3 separate regions of the Homo sapiens genome follow, and all the other regions are linked to region 2. The links are chromatin loops, found by intact Hi-C in ENCODE. Cell type or tissue: PC-3. All regions are shown on one strand. Each heading gives the region's core, and the rest is flanking DNA. Links, peaks and the distances in the headings are about the cores only.

Evidence for each region. A loop is a pair of places that touch in the nucleus more often than their neighbours do. Peaks named below come from ENCODE experiments on the same cell type or tissue, not always from the same donor. Only the 100,000 strongest peaks of a DNase experiment are listed, where the experiment ranks them.
Region 1: a loop joins it to region 2, with 7 times the contacts of the local background. A loop is called at or near these places in 24 of 110 quality-filtered maps.
Region 3: a loop joins it to region 2, with 6 times the contacts of the local background. A loop is called at or near these places in 9 of 110 quality-filtered maps.

Annotation. Positions count from the first base shown.
Region 1 is chr7:85,019,550-85,027,695 of GRCh38, reverse strand. SEMA3D (semaphorin 3D) reads left to right here. Exons shown (of 19, transcript NM_001384900.1): 13 at 5,083-5,305; 14 at 7,375-7,463. Among named protein-coding and RNA genes, the nearest start is that of SEMA3D, 160 kb to the left of the region's middle. In PC-3, for the core only: CTCF peaks have their summits at 4,409 (motif pointing right) and 6,408 (motif pointing right); DNase peaks (open chromatin) are centred at 2,155 and 4,425; H3K4me3 peaks cover 135 bases.
Region 2 is chr7:84,186,098-84,194,243 of GRCh38, reverse strand. All of the region lies in intron 1 of SEMA3A (semaphorin 3A), which reads left to right. Among named protein-coding and RNA genes, the nearest start is that of SEMA3A, 4.6 kb to the left of the region's middle. In PC-3, for the core only: a CTCF peak has its summit at 5,213; DNase peaks (open chromatin) are centred at 4,033 and 6,153; H3K4me3 peaks cover 4,700 bases; H3K27ac peaks cover 5,000 bases.
Region 3 is chr7:84,451,500-84,459,645 of GRCh38, reverse strand. It overlaps a transcript of SEMA3A not described here. Among named protein-coding and RNA genes, the nearest start is that of LINC03017, 77 kb to the left of the region's middle. In PC-3, for the core only: a CTCF peak has its summit at 4,934 (motif pointing right); no DNase peak of the experiment used is centred there; H3K27ac peaks cover 749 bases.

The DNA of each region.
Region 1 (8,146 bases), core at 1,991-6,990, 830 kb before region 2:
CATCAAAAACACTAAGCTAACCTCCTTCTTCCTGTCTTCCATGGTTTTACTTCTGAATATAATATGTCCTTTTAGTGAGAAAATAAAGTAAAATAAAATATCCTATAAATCTTGGTTAACAAAACTTGACTAAGAATATTCTGTAAAACTTTATTAAGAAAAAAATATTTTCAACTACCACCAATGTAAAATAATGAAATATCTCTCCCTCTGCAAGATTTCAAATCTTTGTCTAACAAAAAGCCCCATATGTACAACTCACATTGGTTTTCACTGGAGAAAATCAATGGCAAATGCTAAAAATTTCCTCTCTTTGCTGTAGGGCCTTTATTGTTCCCCCTTTTTGCTATAAGATAAAACCTCCAAACTTGAGATATACGTGTAGATGTGTCTGACAGTCATTTATTTCCCACTAAATCATTAGACTTTCTAACATTGTAAGAGTCATTGAAAAATTATAAAGTTCTTTTGATTCTGGGTCCACTGAAAAATTCGTCTTACAAATGCACTACCCTGAACCAGCTCTGGGCCCTGGCATACCGTTCGGTTGTAGAAAGATCTTTTTTACTCTAACATATCAAGGCATCACTGCCATGCCTGAGCTTGGTTTCTGATTTTGCTTTACAGAAGTAAATCTTGGAGAAGATAGATCATAGGATAATAATACATAATATCAACAATTGGGTTTCCATAGTGGACTTGAAGTATGTAATGTGTTCTTCAACTAGAACTGGAATATTGCTTAGAAATTCCAATTTTTACCTTGCTTAATCTTCTCAACAGCAGGGGTTTGAGGTAACCATGGATTCCACAAGTTCAAAACTTTTTAGCTACCCTGTTTTCTCTTTCTGCCCCACCTAAACTATTTTACTTGAGCTTTAGCATGATTCTAAATACACTCTTTTCCTAAGGAGCTGATGGTTCTCAGAATATATGTATTTCTTAACCTCATACATTAGATTTTAATTGTAAACTATGCTGATCCCATTAAGTAAGAGTTTTAAAAGACATGTTTTATAGTTGACTTTCAAACATAGGTGTAACTGACCAAAGAAAAAAATGTAATTCAAAAATAATATCCAGAACTTTCTATTAATTTGTCTAGTGTTAGACTATGATAGTCTTACCAAAGGAGACTGAAAACTACAGAGTATGATGCAGGAATTCTCTCATAATGTCTCACACTATCTTCCCATTTGTGTACCTGAGGAATGTAGCTAACATCTTATTGCTATTGTTTGTTTCATTTAAGCAAGTCTTTCCTAATTAATTCAAAATCTGTGGAAAACTTTTGGGGATATCTCATTATAGGCATCAGTGGCTCACTCATGTCTCTCTATCATATTGAATTCACAGTTTTATTTTCTCTTTAATATTTGCTCACTCCATCACCTTCCACTTATTGGATAACAATTACTTTATCATCTCTCTAAATTACTGAGGATATCTCTAGTTCTGTTCATTCATTCCTGGTGTTGGTTCTAGAAGGGAGAAGCAGAGGCAGGACTAGACTCTGGATATCCTGAGTCCAGATTCCTAAAACAGATTACACTAAAGGACACGTATCACAAAATATCACTATCATTTCCCTTTAACTGTGTGTAGGCCATGTTTCCCTAAAATGGAGATAGTCAAGGGGCTTCCAAAAGGAATTAACCTTCCCAACTGGCTTTCAGCTTTATTTTCCAGAGGGCAAACAATTTGCTTTTAAAATGAAGTTCTTCAAATCCCAGGCTATTTACTATGTTCAATAGTGTTTTGCTTTTTCTGGCATAGAAATTCCTTTAAGAGAAAGGGAACCTTAAAGAAAAGGAGAGGGAGAGGGAAGGAGAGAAATTACCTCTGTATGTTTGCCCCGGCCTCTTTGTCTCTGATATTTAATACAGGGTCTTTCCTTGCCTTTATCTGTTGTAGGTTGACTCTTCGATGAATAAGCAGGGGTATAAGACGGCAACTGTTACATTTGCATTTTTACTCTATAAATAAAACTCAGGCTTCTGAAAATGAAAGCCTAGTTCAGTCTTTCTTTTGCCATGTCTTCCCTCACATTAGTCATTCCTCTGACTTGTTTCAAAGGAAACTGCAACCTGTAGAGAATAGCCTGAAGCTGCGGGGAGAAAAAACCTTTGACAGCTGTCTGGGGCTTTGCCAAGGGGAAAAGTTCTCTCTTTGGATAAAAACCATTTTTCTCCTCTTATCCATTGCTTCCCATTCCACTACTAAAGGCCCTAGACAAACACGCAGACTTGCCAAGCATAACATGATCACACCTAGCCAGCTATGGCAGCCAGCCATGGGAGATAGGCCCTGAACCAGGGCTGGTTGCTGTTGGGTTTCCACTTTCATCTCAGGGTGTGTCTAGGCAGGTTCTATTTTCTCTTCTTCTTTTGTGCTGGTATTAATATTTCCAGCACAAGAGAAGAATACTGTCTTTGAGTATTTTACAACAGCGGGTAGAGACACAGATAAGTTTCCTGATTTATTTCCTACTCTCCTAGGAGCTAATCTGGCAAATTAAGAAAACTGGAGGCAGAAATAAATGTCCCCGTATGGTATGTTCAGGTGGGCTGTGTTAATACCTAGAAATTAAAAGTACATACATACGGAGAAAAACCCACTAGATTTCTAATACCTGAGATGTATAGCTGCCATAGGAGAATTTTCTAGAATTTGTTAAAGGAAAATAACTGAATATGAATGACCATCCGCTTTAGATGTATCATTTCCCTACACTTTCTCTTTTCTTTTACGAAATTTTTCTTTCCTACTTTACTCTTACCTACATACATTGCTTGGCATCTCATTATTTTTAGATCTGTGTGCAGCACAGCTATATGATATCAACGCAAAAATTCCACTGGTTTGAATGTACTGAAATAACAATATTTGATTCAAACTGTACTATCCTAAACCTCAGAGAGTAACTCTACCAAATCATTTTCATTTGTGCAAGCATAGTGGAGACGCAGACCTGAGATATCATGCATAGCAATTGAGAGGATAAAGATCTTGTCCAAACACTGGCAACATGCCATGAGGAAAAGCTGCCATAAGAAAAAATATATATTTTCAAAGATCATTTTATAGTCAATAGAAACCAGGTTTTCCTTCCTTTTTTTCCGCCTTAGATTTTATTACACTTAAACCATTTTTGTCGGAGCAATGAGGAAAATTCATATTTATTTTTTCTAAGTGTTCATATTTTCATTCAGCTATACTTTCTTGCATTAAAATTTCTAATTATTTAACAATTTGATATCAAAAACTACGGCTTGAATGTCATGATATTATTTCTTTGAAAACTTTGGCTACTGCACAACTACAGCTGCAAAGTCAAAAGTGATTTTTTCTTAAGTTGGAGGGCTTTTTAAAAACTGTGTGCAGGCAAAATCTTGCTCTGGGTTTGATTTTAATGATACACCAACCAGATTGAACCATAGGCATTATAAGCCTACTATGAATTGTCTTTGACTGAGCCTCAAACATGCAGCCTATAATTGGACAAGAGCTTTGTATCATTTGAGCTCCATATCCATTTTGAGTCCCTGCTTAATCTATTTAATGCAAGGTTCTTCCATTATTGAGTTGACGGATTCCGCTTGGCTGAAGGTTAAGTGCTGGAAATAATGACTGAACGTGCAGACTTAGATCTTTAGACCAACATCCAGTTAAGAATATGTTAAGTAAATGCAAAGTGGATAATATTCTAGGACGTTTCTAATCTCTCTGGTACAGACCTGGGACAAATAACTAAATATCCAGAAAGTATCAGTTTCTTAATACCAGACATTGAAAATTTTTGTTAAAGATAAAGATATTCTTAAATTATTTATAGAAAAACATTAACAGACTTTTAGTACAACCTCTTTGATATTTCTTCTAATTCATAATAAGCCATTATGATTTTATTGGTATAAAATTTGGGGTCAAAGTCAAATATTGGGACTAGTTCTAGTATCTTCAGCTCCCTAAGAATGACCCTCTTGAATATTTTGAGAAGTACATTATGTTTTTGGAGCCTTGTCATGATTCTAATTAGTGCCAAGTTTAAATGGTTCAGTTCCATGGAGACTGTTTCCAACTTCTCTAAAAACTGAAACAAAGAAAAGCACCATTAAAAAAATCTGTCCTTACTGTCAATCATTTTATTCTCTATGACTGCATCAATTGACTAAAGTTTTCCTCTCCAAAAGAATGCATTAGTCCATTGAGAATTCAAATGTGATAAAAGAATCGTTCTATACGAGGTACCTTCCTAAATTGCAATATGTTTAAACATAAAATAGATTTAGGATGTGGGAGAGGTGATATTTTCTGGAAAAAAAAAGTCTAATTATAAGGTGTTTTTTCCCCTTTATTTTTGGATAAAGGCACATAAAATTCATTTGATTTGAACCATTTTGAACTTTTTACTCTTACCACCAGGGGGCAGGTCATGCTAACTATTGATTTAGTGGATGCTGAAAGGCACATAAGGCAATTTTAGAAAGAAGTATAAAATTCCCTAACAGTTTCTTTGCAGACTCTTTAGGAGAAGAGCTGTTGAATTGTTCAAAGTGTAATTTTCACACTAATCATAAAAGAAACTACATAATTACAATTTCAAACTATTAAATACTTTGAAATTAATTTTTGTGAACTGTTTGTTCCTTTTTTATTTTTTAATTAAACATGGTTTCATTTGAACTGAAATTATAAATTACTCAAAGGAAATTGAAAATAATGGCTTTCCACGTGTTCTCATGTTTATAGATCAGTTTCTTAACAGTTATTTCAAGTTAGATTTCAAATATCTTCATTAGAAACAATCTTCAGAAGAAATAATCTTCATAAGAAAAGAATTCACTATGGAAACATTATAAAATGCAGAGGTAATTTAGAAAATTTTTGAAGGAGAAAACTGGGTTTAAATTTATTAGAGGCACGCTGCATTTATTTACAAGTACACATGATTCCATATTGACTCTGTTGTCCATTCATTTAATATTATTGATGATAAGCTATACAAATTTTATTGGAAATAAGTGTGAACTTCTCAGGTGCATAAACAATGTCTTTACTTTCCTCCACATTTATTTTCAGTGTCCAAGCAAAACCTATGACCCACTGATTAAGTCCACCCGAGATTTTCCAGATGATGTCATCAGTTTCATAAAGCGGCACTCTGTGATGTATAAGTCCGTATACCCAGTTGCAGGAGGACCAACGTTCAAGAGAATCAATGTGGATTACAGACTGACACAGATAGTGGTGGATCATGTCATTGCAGAAGATGGCCAGTACGATGTAATGTTTCTTGGAACAGGTAAGCTAAAACTAGATTAGGATTTTTTCAAAAGGAATTTTTCATTATTAGACAAAGAGAAGAACAACTTCAAAAATATTTATTGGTCAAAATAAAAATGAGTAATTATTAGATAAAACCTTGTCAGCATTTCTTAAAATTATGTAGCTTTTAATTGATAATCATAAATATCTCCCAACTTCAAATCTGAGATTTCAAAATGTATTTGACAGCAATGTGTCTACTCTACATTACATGCTCAATACATATTTGTTGAATGATTTTGAACTACAATTAAACAAGTAGGGCAAAGTAATGTTTATTTTCAAACTTTGCCTTTCCCTCTCTTTGCAAGTATATTCCCAAAAGATTCCTTCACCTGATTTTGAGAATCACTGACTTAGTTGACTTAAGATAGATTTTCAGAAACATTAAACATTACTTTGTAAAGACCTTTAAATAGAAACTTCTTGGAGATTATCTTTCTTCTTGAATTTTGTGCATTAAAATGTATTTCCTAGACTCAGATTTTAAGCCCATTGTATTTTTTCTTTGTCTGTCAACTCAGTAACTATAAAATGATTAAAATGTTTTTATAAAAAGAAAAACTTAATCTCAAAAAAAGTAAAAGTATTAGCTAATAATGTCATGGGAATTCTACTGGCAGTAAAGATAACATGTATCATTAAAACAAAAGCACTGTATTCCATATCATATTATATAACTTAATGGATCAAGCATTTCATAAAGAATTAAAAATTAAGAATTTTCAACAAACAAGACTTTTTATTAGAATAGATATTTAAGAGTTCAAAACAATTTTAGAATAATTTTATTTTTAAAAATTATGGATCTTATAGAAGTTAGGTTTATTAGGAAGTATGTGTGTGACGGAATCAGAGGACCTTTGTCATTGATTGTCAAACCTGATTATTTTGAAGATGGCAATTCCACAAACCAGAAAAATAAGGGATATTCCCAAGACAAAAGAGATGGCTGTTGAAGGGTCAAAAGTAGAATTAATTAGTTGCTATTAATTCCCACAAGTTTGACGCTTAATTTGTACTGTCCACCCAAAACTAGGTGTTCAACAGTTCACTGCAATGAATGTCATTTAGCCACTAGGTGGTAATATCTAACCTTTACTGAGAAAATTATAGACTGCTAAGATAGGTTTTTAATTTTGACATTTGGAAAAATGTACATTTAATATTCTTTAAAGATCCCAGAGTTATTTAAAAACAATTAAATAATTCAGACTATTTTGTGCGAACAGGATCATTATTATATACGTTACTATACTCCAACCCCAGTGCTCAGAAGTTTAAAAATGCCTATATTATATAAATTAAAGTGGGATTTTTTTTTTCTTTTTCTAAACTGTTCTTTTAATTTTCTTTCTGTACTAACCTGACACTTCATTTAATTTCAATGTAAGATGATGTATTTAAGATACCTCTTTTAAATGTCAATTTTTGGTTTGCATTATCAACCTTGTATTAAGTTGAACTTAAATAATTTTAAACAAACCTTCCATTTCTCATCTATTAATAAGGATTCTGAAGATAGAATACATTTGAAGAGTGAGCTACAATTTCCCTCAGATAGCTTCAATGATTTTTTTGTTCATTTGACAACATTATTAAAAGAATATATATCTGTCTTTCATGGTGAATTGGATATAATAACTACTTAATAAATATATATTACATGGAAGGAAGAGAGAGAATTTGTTATTTTAATATATTTTTAACTTTTTCAGTTAAGGTCCAAAACGTTTGCTCTATTAACGTTTCAAACAATATTTAAATTATACATATATATCTATATATTACTTTTGTTAAGAATATACTCTGAATATGCATCCTTTAACATTCTCTCTATAAATGGGTGTTCTACTAGCTAAAAGCTATATTTTGGGAGGACAAAACTTAAACATTAAGCTTCAGTTCATGCATGTTTCATTTAATCTGTTTTTTGAAAGGCATTTAAAGAGAAGTGAGGGGAATGATTTGCAGGTTTCTAGGGATATGCTTACCACTAATTTTTGAGATAGAAACAATGGGATCATGGGTTATGCATTTTTTCAGACATTGGAACTGTCCTCAAAGTTGTCAGCATTTCAAAGGAAAAGTGGAATATGGAAGAGGTAGTGCTGGAGGAGTTGCAGATATTCAAGGTAAGACTCAGTCCAGAGTGCCAGGAGAAAAGATGTTGAAACTGAGTAGCGCTTGTTATAGGGCACCCTTGTTTTAATACATCATCAGGTTACCTGAAGAAGCCTTTGAAATTAGCTTTCTTAGTTTTCTTTTCCCAAAGCAGTGGAAAAAGTTTTATAAGCGACTAGGAATGGGACTCACCTTCCTCTGTAGAATACCGCTGAATTCAGGGCTCCCGGGATTGCCTCTCATTACTGCATTCTCTAAGCATATAGTCAGACAAATTGCCACATTAAATGAAAGCCTGGGGTCTCTTTTACTATCCAGATGCTTTTCTACTTTATAAATTTTACTTTTCAATTTTTCCCCAATTGAATTTGAGAAAAATAGACCAGTGTATAAATCATGTGTCCCTGCTTTTCTGTAAGGAAATTAAAAAAATATATAGGTTGCATCATAGTAAGTCTTCATGTATGCTAAACTCCTCTCACCCGGCAAAAAGAGTTAGTAGATCTAGAAGAATAGTTCTCCAGATTTGGAGAATGTCTTTGACTTTTAACAATAACTCTCAATTGTGGCATGCTTTGTAAATCCTCAGTAAAATTAAGTTTACAATTATTTGCTGATTGTAACATTTGAAATACTTTTTTTCTCAGAAAAACTTTTTTAAAAATATGCTTTGTTTATTATAACATTTTTATTG
Region 2 (8,146 bases), core at 2,128-7,127:
AAAAGAGCTGTATGCCTGGTACACGCTGATCTGTATATCTTATTATCCTATCTTATGCCTGTTAATTTTTCCGACTTTAATTCTATTAAAATATTTTCTTAAAAATAGAAATGCAAAAATGGTCTCTTTGTAGATGTGCATGCCTTACCTATAATTACTATGATGAATTGCATTTTCTTAGTTTTAGACATGAAATGGTTAATCGTCATCATGAATATTCAGTTTGTTCAAATCTGACAATCAGATGCTTAACATAAGCAGTAGATCATGGTTTGCCAAGAGAACATAAACTGGATGGAACAGACTAGTTTTTCCACAGTGCCTTATGATTGTACAAAAGACTGTATTTGGCTAATTGTGTAAAGCTAAAGTCTTTGAAATATTATGTTATTTAATTCTATATGTACTTCAGTGAGAACTGCAGACACATTACTGTCTGCTTGCATAGGTAGTTGTGTAAACTTCTCTTTTGAAAAGTATAAATTAAAGAGAGAAAAAAGAGCTTTATCACTAGTGCTTTATTTGGTTACAATTTAATGTATGTGCTTATTTTTATTGAGGATTTTTTATGTTTGTTCCACATTTGCTTAGATAGGTCTTATAGATAGATGATGTGTAAAGTAATGCTAAAGTAGAGCCCAAAATGATATACATACATTTAGTGGCAGTAAATCTTTCTATAACTCAGGTATTATTAAAATGGAGTTGAAGATTAAACTGTTTTAACTCAAGTAGTTTTACTCCCTAAGGTGTTGATTTCTTATGATTCTCAGATTTCTAAAATTGGGGGTGGAGCAGTGAGAAGCTCTAATTAAGCTTATTTTTTAGCCTATAAGTTAAAATAAAAATTATTGAAGGTATTTGTAGAGATGTCTGTCTACTGTACCTTGCTCTTATGCCACAAAACATATTCTTTAATTCTCATATGATGGGGAACATCTTTTTCTGAATGCCCTAGTGTGAATGAGGATCTCAAATCAGAAGAGAGATGTAATTTTCACACTTTGAATTAGAAAATTAAACACCTAGTAATGTGTTTCTTTGGACTTAGTGCTCGTTAAATGAAATGCATTGAATTAGAATATCTATTTACTTTTTGGTGTAATGTTTTCCTGAGTATCAAGTTGGGAATAGAGACTTAAACATCAACAAACAGAAGTGCAATTGTACTTATGTAAGTTTTAAAAAATCATGTAGCGTTATTTAATTAATTTAGTAACTGTCTTTAAATTATTTCCATAGTATATGATATTATGGTGTCTGTGTTTTTATCAGTTTTGCTTTCTGTTTTCACTCCTTGACAAGGTGACATCAAATAAGTCTAAGTTGATGGTCCACTTTATCCAAGTTTATGTTCCCTATAAGTTTTACATGCAACTTTAGTTCTCAAAGATGTGACTGGCTATTTGTAATACTTTTAGTTTAACAAGTTTAAAATCATGATATATATTTTAAAAATCTGCTAGGCTTGAATATATCTAAGTGCTAAATTCATTTTAAAATAAAATAAAAATAGGGAATTAAACTTTTTTATTTTGCAAGAATTTTATTTCCATGATAATAGGTTACTCTCCATGATAGAGGAGGCACTTGTTCTTTCTGTACATTAAAAATATTACATTTAATTTGAATATCCTTTGTTGTACACATATGCCTTAAACCTATCTGATGAAGCAAGCAGTATATATTAGCAAGGTGTATATATTTGATATTGTCTTTATAAGCCTTGTTTTAGTGATGGCATCCATTAGAATTATTCTGCTTTCCTTTAAGTAAAAAACTGCTTTACAGCTACATAACAATCCCATTGATACACCTAGAGCTTAATAATTTGGTAAAATAAACTGTGAAATGAACAACAGGAAGAAGAATAAAAGGAATGGCCTGAGGAAATTTTTTTCTGTTATTTTATTAATCTGTCATTACCTTTTTGTCTCTACATGTACGTTTGTTTGGCCAAAGCAAGTATGTGGTAGCCAATTGCCAGTACTTTGTTTCTAAAGTACAATAGAGATTTTTTTAAAGCTACTTCTTGTTTCTCCTTAATTAGATGTCAAACACAGTTAAAACATCCACTGCATTGCCCTTAAAAATATTCCAGCATGATTCATGAAGAGTTAAATCCCTGCCAACCTTAATTTCCCATGGTCACTTGTTTTCAAAGATCCACCATTAACTCTCTCATTGCTCAGGTTGCCAAGATGAAGTTTCTGGCAATCACTGTGCTTACTTTCTACTTATCATTTTTGCCTGGTAGGAGATGAAAGAGACTTGACATGTTAAAAAGAAGTAAAAACAGGAAAGTGGCCTTTGTAGCGGGTGTACATATCTAATAAGATACCTCTTTACTTTCTAGGAAAAAGGAATTGAATAGATGTGTTCAGGACCATCTGGAGAAGTGATAATATTAGAAAAATGGGGTATGCTGGCTTTTCCTCTGAACCAATTTGATTTAGAATCCTTATGGGGGAAGAAAATGTGAGAACTCTGTAAATCTCAGCAGTTACATAGAAATTATCCTTAAGAAACATTTACTCAGAAATACTTTTGTCTTCTTTAAATATATGTAATATAGCTAAATGGTAAAATCCTTCTTTTAAAAAGTGGTCCATGCATAAATGTTTATTTCTTCTACAAAACTAGTCAAATTTCACTTTTCTCATGAAATACAGGAAAATCATATAATCTTCCATTTGGGATATGTGATACAATGAAGTCTTCAGAAAAACCTGCATGAATCACAAGAAAATAATTAGGGTTTGGGTTTTAAACAAATGACAAATATTCCATCATCCAATGTAAGGGGCTATTCCAGGACACTATGTGCTTCAGTTTTGGTAGAAATCAAAGACACATGCAAGTCTCAATGTGATGGTGATCCTGTGAATCCAAAGGTTAAATCAATGATTTTAACCTTAACTTCATAGGAAGGACTTAGTAAATAGCACTTTAAAAAGTGGTAGGCCTTCTGAAAGCTTTCTTTTTTCTATTTTCTAAAGTTGTTTTTTTTTTTTTTCAGAGTCAAGGTATTATTATAAGAATGAGGTTATCAATTAAATAAAAATTCTCATATGTATATGTGTGACAAGAGAAGATCATTTTATTTAGTTAAAATTTCTGAGGTAAAATTTGCAAAAGTTCTTTACCTTTTGTTCAATAAATTACAATTAGTTCAAAAATTAATTAATATGAATGATTTTCTAATTAAACTTCTTGTCTTTCCTTTAAGATTTTCTTTACTTTCACCAGAGCAGTATTTGTGTGTGTGTGTGTGTGTGTGTATATACCAATACATTTATGTGTACACATAGGTATACATATACCATATATTTCAATACATAGGAAATATAACTTCATTTTATGATTTTATAATTCAGAAAATAACTTCATTTTATAATTGTGAAAATAACCTCAGCAATCTACAAGTTCTGAATCACAATACAATTCTTCGTAAATTGTTGGTTTAAAATGACATTGATATTTTAAATTATATATATGTGTGTGTGTATATATATTATATATATACATATATATATATAAATAATAGAGTGGGTGTTGTCTTTTGTGTCCCATGAAAAGTTTTCATGGATGTCCTGAACATTCACATAATAGTATAAGATAGGGCTAGTCTTACCCTAAAAATCTGCTCACAGCTAAAATGGAATGTTTTTAGGAAACATATGTGGGAGTTGTGGGGGGAAGACATACCCACACACTCACACACATACATACACACATGCATAGAGCAAAGAAGTTATCAATTATTTGCAATGACTTTTCTCAAATACTCACTGTATATTTGTCACCAGGACTTTGGATGACCTTTTCTTCTCAAATTCTATTAACCTTATAAATCATGTTTTGATGCTGAAATCTTGAATTTAAACACACTGAAAACTAGAACTTTTTATTCATCTATTCAACAAGTATACCCTGGCAAATAATGTAAAATGAACATAAAATAAAACACTTAGTCACACATCTTGTGATTCAATGCTGGTCAGATCAGATGAGGGCTTGTAAAAATCTCCAATTTGTGGATTCTCTGCTTAAAGCTGACAACCAGATTGACCTTTGAAAGAATTTATACAGTGTAGACTTTAGCAATCAAGAAAATAACTGAGACCGCAAAACAAATTCATGTAAGCCTCTAACTCACCAGCTTTAATAATGATATTCAGTCACTAACAACTTAAATAAATATGAATACTGAATAGATAATTTTCCCAATTCTAACTTTTTAGGGTTTTTTTCTCTTCATGTGACTGATTTCTAGAGTTCTACTATTGTCAGTGACATGAAATACGTAGTTTACTAAAATATTAGCAAACTAAACAGATATATTGATCTGTGATATCTAATTTTCCTTTATTTTCTGATTTTAATTATTATATAAATCATGTATTATAATTTGGGGTCAATTATACTTAAATTCTATAGTAAAGATTTAATGTATTTCATGGATCTTTCAGGAATACGTTTAATTAGAGTTAATTAATATGATTGCATATGTTCCTAGTAATAAAAATTAATGTTAAATTGTTGTTATGGAGGCTATTATGCTTAATGTGAATAAATAATTGTATAGGGCATTAAATTTTCTATCATGTTTTCAGGTTTGCATTTTAAGAAACTTGCATTTTAAAGTTATCATGAATTTTAAGTTGCCTGTAAGAAATTGTGTATTTTAAATTATCCCAATTTTTCTCATTTTAACTCCAGTGACACACCTTTGTATCATAGCTCCAAAAGTCAAAATACCACACCTTCACAACTTTTGAAGAATTTCAAAATCTAAAGTCAGGATTATTTTGAATAATGTTTAATCTGATTTTTACAAAATCTTCCAAAATGACTAATAGTGATATAAATTTTGAATTGATCATTATCCAACAACTTCTATTTACAAAGTCATGATATTACAGAGTTACATATTAATCAACTAAGACATTGCTCTTGTCAAACCTTTATGAAAAAGTAATATGTGATAAATAATTCATTGCTACAAAGTTATAGAGGTAAAATCTCCAAAACTCATGACAGTATTGAAATAAGTTTTGCACTTGTAGTGAAGGTTTATTTTAAAAAGACCAGCAGTTGTAAACATACATTAGAACAAGTGTGATTCTTGGGATGACTTTTACCCCTCATGATTTCTAATGCACTATATAAAGGAATTACCATGATTTGCAGTTCTATGCTTCCACTAATAGGTGGCACTAGCAATTTGTGACAGCTCTTTCATTAATTTGGAAATGGGCAGGCTACTAGGGTAAATATGCACAGAATAAGGTGTGCAGACCAAGTTTGGAAAAATTGGCATAATAGTCATGAAATTTAACATTCACAAAACAGAAGAATTACTTAAAATGAAATTTGCTAAAGATATTGATGTGCTCTTTGCATGCATTTATTGGTACATTTTGATCCTGAAAAACTAAATATTTCTAAGTAAAAAGCAAATACATACATTTAAACTTAAATAAGGCTTGATATGTGAAATTAATCTGTAAAATGTAAAACAAAATAGTGAATGAAACAATGGTACTAAACAATTAGAATGATGGAAGCAGAGATTCATGTGCCTGTATATATTAAGTATCACATATTATATGATGTGTGCTTACCAAGAATGAAGTAGCCTGCCTGTGGCACATTATTACAGCCATTTATAGTTGGAGAGTAGGTAGTTGAAAAAGTAAAATAATGTTAAGAAAATGGCATTTGGTATATTTTTAAAAGACTGACTCCTTTTAATCTGTAGGTTCTTTAACACTGTTATCTTAATTAAGCATATAGAAGAATCAATAAATTCTATCTGACACAAATAAGTATGAATGTCTCCAGCTACTATCTCCCACTATTGCCAAGACATAAACATCAGTATAAATAGGCAATCCACACACTATTTCCAAACAGTAACAAAGCTGGAGTCTGTCAAACCCAGGATAAGGAAATATACAATTTATACTTGAATTGGGGAATGAAGATAAGCAAAAATAAAATCCTGTTGATAAATATGAAGAATAGTTTGGTCTTGGGAGTTTTTACAAGCTTAGGGTAAAATTTAAAGGAACCACACATTTTAAGGAATCTTGTCATCTCCTGAATGAGTCATTAAACCTGCATTTCCAGGTTTCCCTTGCTTGGAGAAATGTGGCGTGGGAAACTATGTTGACCAAAACTTAGAGTAACTTAAAGCGTTGCAGCAATCATAAACATGTCTTTAGATAAAATATAACATGACCCACTGGAGTCTTCATCAGCAAGCCAAATGAAGTTTCATTCTATTGAATATGTCAATTGACTCATTTAGTCTGTGAAACTGCTTATGTGAATCATCTTGTGCCAGATTCTGAGTTTCTAAAGGCTGGGTATGTAGTATTTTTCATCTTTATATTCTCAATGGCTAGCACAGAATTATTCATTGTTGAATGATTTTGTGCTTTATTTGGCACACCTTTTAAAAATTAACAAATAATATGCCTGTTAATAAAACAAAATTATTTTTGGAAATAATAAGAATGAAAATTTACAATAAATCAATTCATTATAAATGAATTGTGCATTATAATATATAGTAGAGAAAGTGAGTTTAGTGTTAGGTGCTAGGGCAGGAAGATATCAGTCAAGGCATTTAAGAGTGCACAAAGGATTGTGAGAGTAATACTATCTCCATAAACAGTATCTCCTTCTGAACCACACCTATTCCAGAACTGAATCAGAAAATATCCAGGTCATATTTGTTAGTCTGCAGCTAAGAGATAGGAAACATACAATAAATATGTTGGAAGGCTCTAGGAATCAGGAACCAGGCTGAGGAATTATTGCATTCCTTTGGACAAAAACCCAGATTTTCCTTGTCCTCTTATCAGGTCACAGTATATACAGCCAGAAAAGAAAGTGAGGTTTCTACTCTAAAACCAAGTAGTAGCTAAAGATAAGTGAAAGTATCCCATTCTCAGTCTTATTGTATCTGAATGTTTGTGAAGATCAAATCAGTTCTACCAAATGAAGTTGTAAGTGTAATCCTTGAGTAATTTCAATTGGTTCTTTTTCATTGTCCATACTTTTAGGAGAATCCAGACTTGGCTCTCTGACAGCTTGCTGAGATTTAGCAGTTCAGAGCCTTTCTTGCTTCCCCTCCTACACTTGTCAAGAGCAACACTTGCTCATTGCTCCCTAAGCTACATCTCCAAGTCATCCTTTTTCTTCCCTTGCCCTTGAGTTCCACAGCCTCAGAGTATGATCCACTTCCATCCTCAGACTTACTCAAGAGAGTAGATGTGATAGGAAATACCATGGGAATATTTGCTAAAGTGTGAACATGAAAAATATATGTTGAATTCTTTGTTTAAGATACTGATTGAGAGGGTGGGAGAGGATAGTAGGCTAATTTCCTTAGGCCACTTATATATAGATCTATAGATTGGTATTTAGAATAAAATGAACTTACAATGTTCGTTGGAAAATTCTTTTTTTTTTTTTAAATATGTAGTTATTGTGACATGGTAGAAATATTGCCAGGAAAGGACAATGGGACAACTACTAGCAGCATTGTTATTATGTACAAATCATAGTTATTAAGTGGTATTGAAAAATGATTGTGTAATCCAAGTGTAATCCAAACTCTTAGAAATGTATTTGGGCATAGCTAAAACAAAGTTGTTTACACCTGAGGTCAAATCAAGCTGTCAAAGTGCTTATGAATCTTCATAATATGGGTCAGAAATTTTGTTTTCTTTTAACCTTCAACTTTGAATTTCAAGAGAATAAATGCTGTTCCGTTGTTATTATCCCTTAAGAACTAGCTTAAATGAAAGTACGTTTTCATAAGTTCTGCAAACTTTATTTACAAAAGCACCATTATTAACTATTTCTTACTTGCGTTCTATGTATAAAATAGACACATAAAGCCACATAACTCATCTGTCAGATTTCTTTATGAATAGATTCTTGGATAAATAAAGTGAATATTGTAGAATTTTTGAGAAAGGTGATGTCACATCTACCTAAAGATTTTAGGGTGGCTTTTTAAACTAGGACCCAAAGAAGGTGGGCCTTGAATGATAGGACAAATATGAGAAGGTAAAAGTAGAGAAGAGTGGTGACTACTGTATCAGAAACTATTTCTTTGGATTTGATT
Region 3 (8,146 bases), core at 1,991-6,990, 270 kb before region 2:
AATGCAAAAATCACTTTTTAGGCTGTCAAGGAAATCTTTAGGAAATTTGTGATTCAGATCCTGTATTTCTTTCAATTCCTCTGTTATTGATTTTCTTCACACTATTGATTTGAATATCTAGTTTATTTCATCTCTACTAACATTAATAGCATTTACTGTTTACCTGCTACAAAGATTACAAGTTATTGTTTGGAAAATATCTTAAGTTCTTTAGAGGGAATTGTAAAGAGGTGCAACTCATCGTTACTACTTTTGGTGTATTATAGGAAATCAAACACAAAGTGTAATAATCAGCATTCTGTGGAGAATTTATTTTGTATCAAAAGATCTAGTGTGAATTTACTTTTAATATTTCAGTAGCTACATTCCATCCTTTTCAAACTTTAAGAAAGTGTTTAGAAATATGAGTATGTGTTTTTAACTGCAACTCATTTATCATCTTACATGGGCTTTTTTTCCTAATACCACATGGGCTCTCTGCAACATGACAGTAAGTCACATGTTGGAAAAGTAATGGGTCCTTAGGGGATATTTATAGAGTAAGAACAAAATTATACATATATAAAATTAAAAAGCAGGAGCTGGGAGGGTGATGATATTAGTGCCACAGACACAAATGAATTTTATTAAGAGCTGGGAGATAGTGAGTCAAAAAATAATTTTCAGAGGTTGAGAAGGGTAGCAGGAGAGGAGAATGAAGAGGAGTTGGCTAATGAGTACAAAAATATGGTTAAATAAAAGGAATAAGTTCTAGTATTCAATAGTAAAGTAGGAAAGCTATAGTTAACAATAACTCATTATATATTTGAAAGTACTGGAAGAATCAGAATGTTCTCAAAACAAAGAAAAAATAAATATTTGAAGTGATGGATATCCCATTACCCTGATTTAATCCTTAAACATTGTATATATGTATCAAAATATCACATATACCACCGAAATATGATCAACTATGATATATCAATAAGCAATAATGATTTCTGGTGATGACGAGGCAGAGAGGTGGGAGGATTCTAGTAACAAACCTGACAGCCTAGAGGATCTTTCTTCAAAGAAAGGGAAGGCAAAAAGTCAGAAATCTAACTTTCAGGTGCACAAAGTATGCAAGTTGAAAAATAAATAATTCCACTGGAGTACATTAGAAAATGAAATCAAAATTCAAAAATAAAATATAACTCCTATCAAATTATTTTTTTATGATTTAAATAGCCACAATAGTTAAAATTGACATAATTTTTTTCTCTGAATTAATATGGCAATAATATGTTGAATAATACTAAAGTTAAATGAAGATGTTTTTGAACATGAATTTCCTTTGTTTAAAGAGAGACACAAATAAAAGCTGGTGTACATGTTAAATTAACAGATAAGATGTATTCTTTTTACAAAAAAACTACAGAAGGAAACTCACTCCCTTGATATAAACGTGAAGCATTGCCTGTAAACATGAGGCATGCCATATCACAAACTCAGAATCTTCTTGTGCATATAATGCTTCTGTGATTAGAGTAACTATTCATAAAATTTGAATTATGTCATCCTCAAACAGAGCTTAATGTAACATCAACTCAATTGAAGAAACAGGTTGTAAACATAAAGTCTTACCTAAGACTTCATAATGGGTCAGTGGAAGTACTAAGACTAAAAGTCAGGTATACTTAGACCCTGGTCACTTACCAAGGTGGCTTTCTTCATTTCATTTACATCAGTTAATACATTTATTTGTTTATCTATCTGTTTGTTAATTTCCCATACATCAGTTAATGTATGATGTATATACTTGTTTTCATAGCTACATAACAAAAGTGAATTGTTTTGTCTAATAATTATCTATCTCTAAAGATTGGTTGACCAATATATTTGAGAAGAAATTAAGAATAGTTAGAAATGTATTTTCCCTTATTTATAACTAGGTATATTTGTATTTTCAAGTCAGAACACTTCAAATGGATAATCAGAGGTTAATTACATCATGTTACATTCAGTAAATGTAACAGTTGATTAAACAGCAACATTTGATATTATGTTTTTTAATCTGGCAGAAATGCCTCATCTGAACAAAATATTTTCTAGTTCCATTTTCAAAGGATTCACTGGGCCAAAACATCAATTCAATTAAAAGTTCTTTAAATTTAAATTACTTTAATTTTATAACGTAAGCACTATTTTTGAATTTTCACAGTTGCTAAAAAAAATGTAAAAGGCAAATCATCCTCTTCTAAATATCAAATCTTTCACCATTGACTGCAGCCCCTTACCTAATACTAACAACTTCCAAGGAGTTTGCTCTGCATGTAGATTTTGATTACTCATGAGAGAGCACAGGAGCTGCAAAACTGAAATTTGTAAAATTGACTTGGATAGTGATGAAATATAGAATGTATTGGTATATATGAATAAGAGTATATTTGTGCTTGTGGAATAACTGACTCAGGAAAACTAGAAAATTGCCATTTTTCCTATTCATCCACTCATCCTAACACTTCATTCCACACTAGCAACAATCTTACCAGATTTTTTTTTAATGGTACCAGTTATGTCATTGGGAAATTTGAGACTGGGGTCTACTTATTTTTGATACCAAAATGCAAGTATATTTATATAAGCAGTGCTTATATAAATATACTGCTTTGCTTACCCAAAGCAGTATGCTTGCTATCTGAAAACCTGAATTGGAGTATCCTGGCTTTATCGCTTATTAGCTGACATTAGCAAGTAACTTAGGGTCCATTAGCCTCAGTTATTTTATTTATCATCATAGTGGATATAAGAAAATTTAACTTACAAAATTGCTCAAAGGTTAAAAGGGTCTTTTTAACATATTCTACAAATGGATATATATTTGCCTTGTGTTTGTTTGTGTACCCCTACAAAGCACTGAAGTAGCATTTTAGATATTAAACGTAAATAAAGCCAAATATAACATGGTTCTTTATTTTTAAAAATGACAACTTTTTCAATTGAACAATTTACCAATGAAATTATTTTCTAAAGACTTTACTGTATGTTATAGTTACCTAAATCCAGGTATGCAGTTACCTAAATCAATATATTAATGATTATTAAACAATAAATATTTACGAAATGTAAATCTTTCTATTTGATTAATGTCAGACATCTAGTTTTACATGGTAGAATGATTATCATTTGATATCTGGCCCATTCAAAGTTAAATGGTTAAAAGATGGTGCTTTTAAAATCTCTTACTTAATCAGAGTGTCTGATATATAAATGCTAAAAAATTGATGAATGACTCCTTTATTGATTTAGAATTCCAAGAGTACTATGAATTAGATTATTCTTTGGGCTTTCAACACAGAATAACAGATTTTACCATATTAAGACTTTATCCACCACCTACTCCCCAAATCGACTTGATTTGAAGCATCCTATATGTTGGAATATCTAATTTATTTTTATAAGCATTTCTTTATAAGCACAGAGGATTTAAAAAAGGAGGATATTTTCTTTTTTTAATATTTTTTTCTCATAGGAGATCTTAAGTTGTGAAGCGCATGAAATAATTTAGAATATCATCTCAGACATCCTTACTTTTAGTCATCTCATTTGCAAGTGTTAAATCTACTTTAAGGCCTGAATTGCCAAGGATCACATAAATTGGGTAGCTGCCAAATTTCCATTTCAGTTTATGCTGTGTAGACAGAATATGTATCCATATGACCTTCATGAATCAGCTATTCAGCTGTCTCACAAGCTATTTCAGCTATTGCCTATTGCCAAGTAGGTAAGAAGAGATATTCATTAGCATGAAATTTAGAGTATTTGGTTACTACACTGGTTAAATCTTTTTCTAATTTTTTCCCTCTCCCATATATAAAATGAAACAGATGTTTACTTCCTGAAATTTGGAAACATTTGTAACTTTTAAAGTGGTTTACAGTTATGAATTTAAGAAAATTCTTATCACTTCGTTCTAAACTTAAGAATACTCTTAATTGTACACAACTGTATTTCTAATAAGCTTCAGACCAAACTATAAGAATTATTCACATTGAAATCATAGAAATTATCACTCTGAAAAAAAGTCTTCAAATGAAGAACTGAGTTTGCCAACTGTTGATATCACTAACTCAGCTTGCCTTCCTGAAATTAACATGTAATATATGTTACTATCACATACCTTCTAAGCTATTGTAAAGAGGTTATAAAATATTTTTATTAATCAAACATATATTGAACATTTAGAAATATTAGTTTAACATACAGCCTTTTAAATATTATTGTTCAATGGAATGGAAAATATTAAACAAAGTAGTTTTTAAATGCACTTTGTAAAATAAACATTGAAGTCATATTTGAAAAGAATGCATTGCAAGTATTTAACTTATACAATGTTTATGTGAAACTATATTTATTTTAATCTTAAACTACCTGTTTTATTTTTAACCTTTTTTAGAAAGAGCTATTCCTCCCCATCCCTCAACTTCATAAAAAATGAAAAATAAGAGTATTCATATTTCTGTCATTTTCTTGTTGAAAAACTATCTTTCAGATTTTAACCAGATTTCACTTTCTGATAGAAAGAATTAATATATTACAATACTATCTACTTAATTTGTAATAATTATTCAATGTCATAAAATGAGAACTATTGACCTACCAATGTGACCTAGCTACACATTCAGGTTCATTGAGAGCGTTTCATTTTTATTGTATTTGTCATATAGTTTTAAAGATTACATTAAACCTTGAGGTGCTACTTGTTAATATAATTAAAATAACTATTATATTTAGATTGTACATGAAATTACTAGGCTTATTCAGTCTCTTACTGGGTTCATATAAAATTAATTTTAATGTACTTTGACAGTTGTAAAAAGATTTAATATGATTAAATATTGTCTAAGTTTTGATCTTGCCACCAGATGGCAGGAAAAATCAGAGTCAAATAGTTTTTGTTGAACAATATGAATGAGGGTTTTTGTTTTTGTTTTCATTTTGGGTGTTTTTCTATCAATATTTTGTACATAGCCCAAGACATCATTTGTATTACATGAATATACAATATTTCACTGAAAATTATTTGTATTTTTCACTGTAATTGTACTATACCATTTACCACATTCATGCTATTGTTGTCATGAATTTTAAAATGATATTTAAAGTTACTGTTTTAGTAACATTCAAATTACTATAATAATTGGTACTGTGAATGCTCAGACTTGCCAGTGTCAAATAACTGGTTACTCAGCTCCTCTATACACAGGTGGAAAGAAAGTGCATGGAAAAAGTAACTAAGCTGTTACCTTAATGTTAGTAACTCTTTGGACAAGGCCAAGAAATGACTTATCTGTGTCTGATGTATGTCTTACTGTTTCACAGAATAAACACATTAAAGTCTTAGTATTACACAGCTTGACATCTTCCATAGGTAATTTAAAAAAAGCCATTACAAAATAAGAATAAAAAATGGCAAAAGAGAGAAAATATTCCCCAAATTGCAGCAAGACTCCACAGCTCTTTTACATTTTTACATTTTAAAGAAAAGAGTTCAGATGCCTTAACACTTTGAATATATGCAAGCTAGAGAATTGAGGCGAATATTTTAACAAATTACATCTCCATGTACTGTAAATAATTGCAGCACAGTAGCACATGTATTGTGGATACATTTTTATTGCTCTGTTAAGAATAATTTATAAGTCCACCTACTTCATTTTTTGATGCAGTAGTTTTCTTTATCTTGCAATAATATATCACTGTAGTATCAATAAGTTTAGGTATTACTTTCTTTTCTAGAAAAAAAAGTGTAACTAGAATTAAATCATCTAATCAAGTCAGTTTTTATTTATTGAAGTGATATTTGAACAACAGCTGTCCTCTGCAAATTAGCAAACAATTTTACACAAGTTTTTTTTGCAAAGAAAGGCAGACAGCTATTCTTAATAAGTTACAGAGTACTTATTACTGAGATAATGTACACGATAGAATATTTAATACAGACAATGTAGACTTTAAGTAGAGACAGGGAATGTGTCTCTCTGGTGACTCCATTATACACCATTTCTTGACTTTACTCAGAAGAAAGTAGCATTTCACTGTGTGAATCAGGATGCATTGTCTCTATCACTCAATAGAAACAAAGTCTCGGCCGGGCGCGGTGGCTCACGCCTGTAATCCCAGCACTTTGGGAGGACGAGGTGGGCGGATCACGAGGTCAGGAGATCGAGACCATCCTGGCTAACACGGTGAAACCCCGTCTCTACTAAAAATACAAAAAATTAGCCGGGCGAGGTGGCGGGCGCCTGTAGTCCCAGCTACTCGGGAGGCTGAGGCAGGAGAATGGCGTGAACCCCAGGGGGCGGAGCCTGCAGTGAGCCGAGATTGCGCCACTGCACTCCAGCCTGGGCGACAGCGAGACTCCGTCTCAAAAAAAAAAAAAAAAGAAACAAAGTCTCATGAACCATAATACTCCCTGAAATTAGATTCATCTCTCTTTCCACGTTTGTCACTGTTGAATTTGCTTAGCAGTAGGTATTCGATATGTATAAGGATACGACTATTTTTTTTCCTCCAGATTCCTTTGCGTTTGATAAAGTTGAGACAAAACACTGGAAGGTTTTGGATTAGGTTAACCTAGAAAATTTTAAAGCTATTACTAGTAAAAATGACCTGCTACAAATCTGTAGGATGTTACCATGCAAACTTCCAATGTTAAAAAGAAGGGGAAAGACTCTGACAGTGTATAAAGATTTACTTCCCCCCCAAAAAAGGCCCTTGTTTGCTTTCACAAATGGTCACACAGAGTAACAAGTGACCCAGTGCATCAAGTTCAGACAAGTTGCAAAACAAAAAGAAAAATGACACCTCTGGTCAATGACAGATGAACTTTGCATCCATCATAGGCTTGCTAGAAGGAAAACAGCTAGGTGAATTGTTGTTGCCGTGTGCAGTCTTTCATCAGCAACACCCTATGGAGGTGTGCCTGTGGCAAAATACATAGTTGTCCTGTGAGTGTCTAACTACATATTCTGGCTTTTAAACTCTTTTAAAACTATTTTTTATACATAGTAACATAACAGTATTAAAATTTCATGCTGAGAGCCGATAAAAAAGGAACATGTAGGTTTGGAAAAGAAGCATACCATATTTGTATTATCGATCATGCCACCATATATTATCTTGGTGAATGTTTCTGGGAATAACAAAATTCTCTCAAATGGCCATATCATACTCACAAAGTGTATGATACCTATCTGTTTTGCTGGCCATGTCAACTCTCAAACAATAGGATTCATTCTCCACTAAGGTGCCCATGGCCTTGCTGTTGTTCATAAAGGAAGCCTTATGGCACGTCACTCATCCAAAATAACATCTAAGTAGGTTCATATTTAAATTCAATTACTTTAGTACTGGCTATTTTTAAAAAATATATTGCCTTAAAATAATAACTTTTGAGTATATTTATTAAGTGATAATTCTGTTTTGCCAAACACTGAACTTTGAAGCCTTAAAAAGTAATAGGACAAATGTGTGATCCTTCTTTGAATGTTTTTATTCTGGCTGTTGTCAGGTGTGTAAAAAAATGGATGTTAAAGCTATATTTAAATAAGTAACAAGCAAAGAGAGGAATATAATTTTAAAAAATATATTTGAAAAACAAACAATTAAATATTTGCTACTAAATTCACTTATAGATTAAGAGTAGGAGAAGAAAGATTGCAAATTTAACCCATGTAATTGTTCCTTTATTTGTGGAAAATATAATGATACTAACAAAGGTTATGTAGACTACAGAGTTAAAAACAAAAATACTGGATTCCAACTTCATCAAACTAACTTAGAAGAGGGGAATTTAGAGGGATAACATACCTTTAAAAATGGGAACTATGTTCCTATTTGCAATGAAGTGTCCAATGAAACATGAACTCAACATAAAACTGAGTCACTGATGATTTTCCAACAGAAGTTTTGTCAAGGCGTATTTTCTGTGATAAATTTGCTGTAACTTTTCAAACCGTGTCAATTTGTAAAGTAGTTCTGGATTTCAAAGTTTGTAGAGGCTTTATAAACAAGAGAGCTTAGTTCCTTCTCCACTGAATATTCATGCTTCTATGAGGCAAATTTCTATCTATTGTCATACTCTATAAAAGTCATCACTATCATAGGTAAGAGTAATCAAAAT